Regions from separate parts of the Homo sapiens genome. Here region 2 is linked to region 1. The links are chromatin loops, found by intact Hi-C in ENCODE. Cell type or tissue: chondrocyte. All regions are shown on one strand. Each heading gives the region's core, and the rest is flanking DNA. Links, peaks and the distances in the headings are about the cores only.

Region 1 (4,376 bases), core at 94-4,093:
CGGGAGAATTCAAGCACTGGGACCCCGGGAAGTGCTCAGTATCCATGGAGGACGGATGTACCAGAGGAGGGCTCAGGGAGGAGACCCCTGGGGCAGGGGCCTGAAGGGGCCTTGATCCAAGGTGGGTGTTGGGGAGACAAGGACATCACCCTGAGACCCAACTGAGGACAGGGATGTGGTGACAGAGGGACTGAACATGGTGGGTAGAGGGCCTGGGGGACCCCCATCAGGGCAGCCAGAAGGCGGGGATCACTAGGCCAACTTCAGGGGACCCACAGGCCCAATACCGCAGGGTCTCCGATTCTGATCTCCTGCAGTGTAGCTTCATTAAACAAACATGATGAGAGGCTGTGATTTTGAACTGAGCTCCTGTACTAGGCCCCAACAGACCAGACCAAACCAAAATGGAGGCACTCATGCCAAATGCCACATCATCAAACCGAAGCTTTAAGGAAGCAGACAGAGCCCAAAACCACAGACCAGTTTCTCCGGGAAGCAGGAGATTCCAGTCCACCTGAGCCGGCATCATCAGGTCCCCTCTGCCTTACCCCTTAGAAAAAAGCAGTCCGCTTAGAAAAAAGCAGTCTGCAGCGATCCGGTATTAGGCGGTTTGGTGTTTCCTATTTTTCTGTTTCCTCCTTTCTGCCTTATGAACCCCCTGCTCTGCCACTGCCTGGTGGGAGCTCTCACTCCATTTTGTAGAATGGAGGCTGTCCGGATTCACGAATCATGAATAGAAGCCAATTTGATCTATAACTAAATGTGTTGTCATTTTGTCTTTTGATGGCCTTAAGCTGGATTTTCATGAGGCCTCCCAAAGCTCAGCAGCCCCTCCCTTGGGGAGCCAGGGACCAGCGTATCCCCTCATTGGTGGCTCGGGCCAACCCAGCCCCGGGTCACAAAGAGGCTGAACAGCCTCGGCTCCCTGATGGGGCACAGTTCCCGGGATGAGAAGTGCCTCCTGCAGGCGGGGCGGGGCTGGCTGGCCACTCCTTTCTTGGACCCTGACAAAGTCCATTGCTAAGAATGATTCTTTCCCAGAGTCATTCATGGCCACATCCCTGCATCAGCACTGGGCATGCAGGCTGGTGCCCAGGAAACGGCTGTTGCTGGAAGGGATACTTGACCCCTGTGGGGAAGGGGCGCACAGTCCTTCCTGGGGCAGCTGGACCCAGAGCTGTTCCCTTGGTTCCCTTGGAGGGTGTCCGGGAATCCCAGGAAAAGGAGGCGGTGGCAACCCAGCTCGGACAACGGAAGGGTGCCTGCTGGCCAGGGGGGTGCCCGGGACCTCGCTGCCACTCCCCAGATCTGCCTCTCCTCCTTCCGCTTTCTCCCCCAGCAGGCAGGCAGATGAGCTCAGCCAGGACACAGTGGCCTCTGAGTGCAGCTGCCGGTGGCTAGGCCCGCCTGGGCTGCCTGTAACCCGGAGTTGCTGAGCTGGACTCTGGCCCGACTGCTGGCCCACTACAGCCCCAGCCTCCCCGGGATACTCTACCTGAGGCTCTGCCAAGCTGCCCTTCCTCCTGGCTGTCCCGCTCTGCCTGGTGGCCCTGCTGTTAAGAAATGTCCAACGCAGGGCCAGTCCCCGGGGGAGGGGTGGGGCGGAGTTGCCCTAGCCTCGTGCCTGACTCTGGCTCTGGGCGGGCTGGAGGCTGCAAGCCAAGATTTCACCACCGCCTCCCTCGGGGGCCTCGACATCTCCTCCCAGACCACAGAGAAGAAGTCAACGCCCAGAGGGCGCCAGGCTAGAGCCACACAGCAGGGCTGAGCTCCGAGCTGAGGGGCAGCCTGAGGAGGAGGAGGAGAGGCTGTGCAGCAGGGCTGAGCACTGAGCTGAGGGCCAGCCTGAGGAGGAGGAGTGGGGCAGTGGGCCCTGGGAATCCCGGTGTGGGGTGGGGAACTATTATTGTATTAATTATATTCTATTATAATATTATGTGGAATGTTATGGCCCAGAATAGCAAGGAAGTCTCGACCCCCCACTCCCAGCCTTCCCTCAATGCCTCCCCTAAGGAATAAGACCACTACTACTCCTGCTGCCCTCCTCCTACCACCTTGCCTGGTTTACAAGACAGGAGGAAAGAGAGAAGGCAAAAAGTTAGAAAAAAACAGAAGTAAGAGAAATAGCCAGAAGACCTTGGCGCCACCACCTGGCCCTGGTAGTTAAAAAAAAGTGATAATAATATCAACCCCTGACCTAAACTACTTGTGTTATCTGTAAATTCCAGACATTGTATGAGAAAGCACTGCAAAACTTTCTGTTCTGTTAGCTGACGCATGCAGCCCCCGGTCACGTTCCCCGAGCTTGCTCGATTTATCACGACCCTTTCACGTGGACCCCTTAAAGTTGTAAGCCTTTAAAAAGGCCAAGAATGTCTTTTTCAGGGAGCTCGGCTCTTGACGCAAGTCTGCTGATGCTCCCAGCTGAATAAACCTCTTCCTTCTTTAATCCAGTGTCTGAGGTGTTTTGTCTGTGGCTTGTCTTGCTACACCCTACCCAAGACTCAGTTTCCCCTTCTGCAAAACAAAGAGGTCAGACCCAAAGGTGGCTGGAGTCTAGAAATACCATCTTAGGGACCATACCTCATGCCTGCTCCTCTCCCAGCGCCCTGTGCTTCCGTGTTCCTCCACACCACCCCATGGGCCGCCCCATTCATAGAGCCTGTCTTTCTGCAGATCTAACATTTTACAAACGAGGAAGTGGGGGCAGAGAGGGGGTGGGATGTGAACATGGGGCGTGTGTGTGGCAGAGCTTCTTGCTCCAGAGCTGGGGCTGCACCCGTTTCGGATGTCCCCTCTGCCTCCCAGGAGGAGTGCCTGCCTCTCTGCTTAGGACCGTGGTCATGATGCCACGTGTCGCCTTGGTGGTTCCTGTAGTCCCGATCTTCCTCAAGTTCGGCACAGGCAGCTGTGCCTAAGCCTGTCCCTGCCTGCCCCCAGCCCGCCCCGGATACACCTGTCAGAGCCAGCGTGCTGTGGGGATGATGTGCAAGCTGCTGTGGGTGTGGACAGGCAGGGGACAGGGTGACAGGTGTGGAGGAAGAGCCTCCTCTATGCCCCTTCCTGGGCCTGCCGCTGCTACCATCTCCCTGGTGCCCTGGGCCTCCGTAGCTCCCGGCCCCGGGGCCTCTGGGCCAACGTGGCACCTGGGAGGTGCTCATCATGGCCCCCCCCACCCGCCAGCTCCCTGCCTACCTGGGAGGGCGGTGAGGTCTTCTGGACCATGCCCACACCGGTGGCCCGTGATTAGATAGTTAGGGTGGGGGTGAAGGACTGCAGAGCCCCTGTCCTCTGTGTGGGATGGAGCCCCCAGCCACTGCCAGTCACGTGGCTCAGCATGTGACAGCCCAGCCCTGCCATTCTCTGGAGCTCAGCCAGATTGAGCGGGTGCCAGGCAGGGCTGGGCAGGGGCTGAGCCTGTAGGTCTCAGCTGGGAGTGAGGCCCAGAGAGGGCAGCCACTGGTCTAAGGCCACACAGCAAATCAGGGACCCATCTTGGCGGGTACTGGCAGGTGGGAGGGGTGTTTCAGGATCCCGAGGGTCCCCTCCCTGGCCAGGGAGCTGTTGAAGAATTTCCCCCAACTCACAGGGGCCGAACTTGTCATGAATGCAGGAGCAACCTGGGAGGAGGCCCCCGAAGAGGCCTGTCCTCCCGGGACAGAACTCCTAGCCTTCCCTGGGAGTGAGGCTCCCCCCAAGGGAGGCCACACACCTCCCAGGAGGGCTGGGCCCTCCCCACTCTGGGTTGGGTGCCCCTCACTACTCCTCAAAGCTCCAGAGGCTCAGTAGGGCCTGGGAGTCCCATCTTTGTTGAGGAGCCCAGGGTAAATGGGGAGCCCTCTGGGTAGGGCACCAGGAGGACTCACTTTTGGAGCCAGCTCTGGGGTGAGGTCTGCCAAGGCCCAGGCCAGCCAGGGGGAGTGGGTGGAGGGGTTGCTCAGGGCTCCGGGCCAGACAGCTGCGGCCCCGCCTGCCCTGCCTCCTCCTTGCTGGGCTGACGCTTCGCCTCTTTGGGCCTCAGTGTTCCCATGTGAGAATGGGGCTGACTACAGTCCCGGGGGCATCTGTGGGTGAATGAGAGGGTTCGGCAGGCATGGATCTCAGCACCTGGCATGGAGGGCGTTAAGTGTGAGGTCTGGGCTCAAATCCTGGTCCTGTCACTTACCTGTGTGACCTAGGTTAGTGTCTTAACCCCCCGTGCCTCTGCCTTCCCATCTGTAAAATGGGACATAAGTGATTGTGAGGCTGAAACAAGTTATTCCATGCACGTGGGCCCGGAACTGTGACCATTCCAAGTGCCCGGCCCCCTCTGGAAGGGTCTGAGAGCTACCTTCCAGACTCTAGGACAGGAGTGTGGGCAGGGCATGAGCATGGCA
Region 2 (4,376 bases), core at 125-4,124, 290 kb before region 1:
TCCGTCTCAAAAAACAAACAAACAAACAAATAAACAAAAAAAGGCGGAGCGCGATGGCTCGCGCCTGCAATCCCAGCACTTTGGGAGGCTGAGGCGGGCGGATCACTTGAGGTTAGGAGTTTGAGACCAGCTTGGCCAACATGGTGAAACCCCATCTCCACTAAAAGTACAAAAATCAGCCAGGTGTGGTGGTGGGTGCCTGTAATCCCAGCTACTCAGGAGGCTGAGGCAGGAGAATCGCTTGAACCCATGACCTGGAGGCTACAGTGAGCTGAGATTGCGCCACTGTACTCCAGCCTGGGCAACAAGACTCTGTCTCAAAAAAAAAAAAAAAAAAAAGACTGGCCCTTCCCCTTCAGCTCTTCCTCAGGGTCCCTGAGCACTCTACACCCCCGTCTACACTGAGCACTCCACCCTGCTGTCTACACTGAGCACTCCACCCTGCCATCTACACTGAGGACTCCACCCCACTGTCTACACTGGCTGCCTCCCGCCCTCACCTCCTGCTAAGGCCATTCCCCGCTGCATCTGTCTTCTAGATTCTGCAGCCTTCAGCACGCTGGGCCCCTCCTTTGTCCCCTTGAGCCACCTCCAGCCTCCCCCTGAGCTGCTACTCCTCTCCCAGCAGCCTCCACCCAAGCCCCTCCAGTCCCCAAGCTGTCCCTTGCATCCAGCACTGCCCTTCCACGTGCCCCTTCCCTCCAGCTTCACAGCAGGGTGGGGCCTCCAGGCCCTGCCCACTGTGCCCATCCACAAGTTGTGGTGGGAGCTCCGAGGGGAGGCAGGGGTGTGCATGGACTTGGGACGTCCAAGTCTGGGACCAGGGGCAGCTGGTTGGTGGAGTGTGGAGGGGGATAGGGACTTTCAGGTAGAGAGGCTGTAGGGGCAAGATCGGGACGGCGGATGTCCCTAAGGAGGGCTCTGACCTGGGAAATATTGTGCAGCTTCCTCTTTGCCATTCCTGGAGCTCAGACACTGGCCGGCTCTCACCCCGCCCTTCCTGCAGGACACAGCTCCATCCCAGTGAGTTCCTAGTGTAGACATCTCCAGCAGCACGGATGGGAAAGGAAGTCATCAAAGGTGCCCAGGACCGGAGGCTTTTTCTGGAGGTGGCAGAGGAGGGTGTGGGTCTCAGGGCTCTGGCTGAGGGCAAGCGTGGGAGGTCTTAGGTCTGCACCAGCCCCGTGAAGGCCCCTCCTGCTCCCTGGTGGAGTCCTAGAGGGAACAGCAGCCCCTAGGCTCTAGCAGGAGTGGGTAGGGGCTTTTCTGGCTTCCTACTGTGCCAGCAGGATAGCTGGGCCTGGCACTGAGCCCAAAGATCACATGCCGGGGCATTGGCGCAGTGAGGAACAGACCCTCGCCAAAGCTGGCAAAGAAGACCCCATGGGGTGCAGCTGGTGAAGCTGAGAGCTCAATGTTTGGGGGAGCCTGGCAAAAGGGGTCCTCCCCTCCCTCTGCAGGCCAGGATCGCAGGTTTTCCCTACATGTTGGTAATTCTCAAACAATCCCATGGCCACTGGAGCAAAGATCACAGTGGGCGGCGGCCTCGGGAGCAGTGGACAGGGCACGCAGTGCCTTTGATGCCAGAGCCCTCGCCCCAAAGTCAACAAACTCTGCAGCGGACTTTGCACCCGGACTTTGTTTTCACCATACAAGGAAAGGGACAGATCACAGGCCCTCTCGCTGCCCTCGCTGAGCCGGAAGCTGCAGCGTGAGCTCTCTCAAGCCCCATTTCTAGGTTCCCCAGGCGCACCCCTGAGCCCCTACTCGCCTATTAAGTTCTCCTAATAGCCCTTCAAGGTCTTAATGTATGTCCATTAGACAGAGGGGAAAACTGAGGCGAGGGCAAGTGACTTGACCGAGGTTCCTCGGCGAGCAGGGCGTGGAGCTGAGAACCTCGTTATTACTGCTCCCCACACAACCCTCTGGCCGTTCTTGGAAGAGGCTGAGCCCGGGAGGGCCAGAGTGACCCAGACACCATGGGCCGCCTGCGGTAACACGTGCGGCCACGAGGGGGCAGCAGCGTCCCGCCCGGCCGGGCTCTCTCCGGCGCTCAGTATCCGTCCCAGGCCAAGAAGAAGAAACTCGGGGAGGAGGGCGGAGGGGGCTGCGTGGGAGGACGTGGAAGATGGACGTGGCCAGGGGAGTGGCAGCTGCACACACTGGATGCTGTTAAGATGAAGGGAAAGAACGTGGGCTCCGAGATCACTGGACACGGTTCCACCCTTCTTCCCGCTCACTGCATGGCCCTGGGCGGGTTGTTGAACCCTTGGAAACCTGTTTTTCCTTTTTTCCTTTTTTTTTGAGACAGGGTCTTGCTCTGTGGCCCAGACTGGAGTGCCGTGGCACGATCTTGGCTCACTGCTGCCTCCCAGGTTCAAGTGATCCTCCCAGCTCAGCCTCCTGCGTAGCTGGGACCCCAGGTATGTGTCACCACAGCCGGCTAATTTTTGTATTTTTTTGTAGAGACGGGATTTCGCCGTATTGCCCAGGCTGGTCTCAAACTCCTGAGTTCACCGGATCTTCCTGCCTCAGCCTCCCAAAGTGCTGGGATTACTGGCATGAGCCACCGCACCCAGCAGAGACCTCAGTTTTCTAACCTGTGCCAGCAGGAATAATGATAGCTGCCTAGCTTGGCTGTGCTGGGAATTAAGTAAGATGACCGGGTAGCAAATATGAAGTATTACTGGACACAGAGGGCCCCAGGCTGGGTTAGCAGCGGTGGTCAGGGCTGCTGCTTCCTGGCCTGAGCTCGAAGGAGGGCCCTCATTACCACCTGGGTGAGTCCTCGTCCAAGCCTGGCACTGCTGCGTGGGAATAACTTCTGCCACCCAAGTTGGCAGATTGTGTGCAAAGTTAAGTCCTGACTCTGTGGGGTGGACTTCGAGGCCTCTTCATCGGACCTGCTTCCGGTGACTGCATTCGCACCTCCTCCTGTTCCTGGTTTAACACAGCCCAGCTTTCCTCCTGCTGAGCCCTCCCTGGGCCTGCTGTCACCCTCGTGCCGCTGTGCCTCGCAGTGCCACTCCCTGTACCCTGAATACTTTGCCCTGCCTCTCCACCCAGCTGAGAGTCAGGGCCCCTGTGAGGCTCTGCCCAGCCCGTCCTCCGGGTTTCTGCCTCTGCTGAGCACTTCCCTGCATGATTGCTTCTGAGAGTCCCCCCAGCCTGTGAGCTTCTCAGGACTGGGACAGCTTCTCAGGACCGAGGCTTCCTGGTCTGCTTGCAATTTTACAGGCGGGCACATTTTCCCTTGGCCAACATCAGAGACTGGACATCTGCAGATCTGTGCTAGCCACTGAGCACCCAGGCACCCCAGCAGGTAGCTCTGTAACCAACCCATTCTGTAAAGCTGAGGCTCAGAGAGGTGAAGCGCCTGGCCTGGGGCCACAGCCTGCGTCAGCTGCAGAGCCAGGAGCTGAGATATGCACCTGCGGCTCTGCTCACAGGGTCCTGCACAGACTGCTGCTGGAGCCACCTATGTAGAGTCAAGAGAGTTCATGTTAACTCCCTCTCACATCCCTCAGCCAGGGTGGGGGCTGACGATAGACACTCAGGGATGGCCTACCCTCCCCAACAACCCCCGTCAGGTTTGCCGGATCTCCTTGGAAGAAAAGTTCTGGGCAGAATTCCACCGTTGGCCTGGCCTACACTCTCCTTAGTGGCTTAGGACCCTCAGCGGTGGATAAGTTGTGGGCAGAAGAGATGCAATCAGGATTCTCACCCACTCACCCCTTGCCAGCCCCAATAAGCTCAATAAGCTGGGCTCGGTCTGAGGAAGTGTCCAGGAAATGTGCAAATGGCCTGGGACAGCCCTGTGTTCCTTTCAGTAAGGTTGCTGAAGGTGAGGCTGAAAGTTGGAGAAACAGAAGCCAGTGCTTATGGTTTTAATTAAGATAATGGAATGTATGTATGTATGTATGTATGTATTTATGTATTTATCTTTAGAGATAGAGTCTCACTCTGTTGCCCAGGCTGGAATGCGGTGACACAATCATAGCTCCTTGCAGCCTCGACTTCCTATGCCCAAATGATCCTCCTACCTCAGCCTCCTGAGTAGCTGGGACTACAGACACACGCCAACTATACCTAGCTAATTTTTATTTCTATTTTTTGTGGAGACTGGGTTCTCACTTTGTTGCCCAGGCTGGTCTTGAACCCCTAGCTTCAAGCAATCCTCCTGCCTCAGCCTCCCAAAGTGGAGGGATTACAGGTGTGAGCCACCACACCTGGCCTGGAATTTATTTGTATTCTGCTTATAAAATTAATACATTCTTATTGCAGAAAAGTTTGAAAATAAAAGAAAGGACAAAGAACAAAAAGCGTATATAATTTCACAGCTCAGATCTCACTGCTATTAACATTTTTATTTACTT

The links. Peaks named below come from ENCODE experiments on the same cell type or tissue, not always from the same donor. Only the 100,000 strongest peaks of a DNase experiment are listed, where the experiment ranks them.
Region 2: it touches region 1 in a loop (2.8-fold over the local background); 2 of 110 quality-filtered maps call a loop at or near these places.

Annotation. Positions count from the first base shown.
Region 1 is chr11:68,007,512-68,011,887 of GRCh38, reverse strand. It overlaps ALDH3B1 (aldehyde dehydrogenase 3 family member B1), which reads right to left and starts at 1,561. Exons shown (of 10, transcript NM_000694.4): 1 at 1,496-1,561. RefSeq lists an enhancer at 1,214-2,042. In chondrocyte, for the core only: CTCF peaks have their summits at 1,934 and 2,134 (motif pointing left); a DNase peak (open chromatin) is centred at 2,741.
Region 2 is chr11:68,295,549-68,299,924 of GRCh38, reverse strand. It overlaps a transcript of LRP5 not described here. Among named protein-coding and RNA genes, the nearest start is that of LRP5, 15 kb to the left of the region's middle. RefSeq lists an enhancer at 437-1,184. In chondrocyte, for the core only: CTCF peaks have their summits at 1,790 and 2,006 (motif pointing right); no DNase peak of the experiment used is centred there.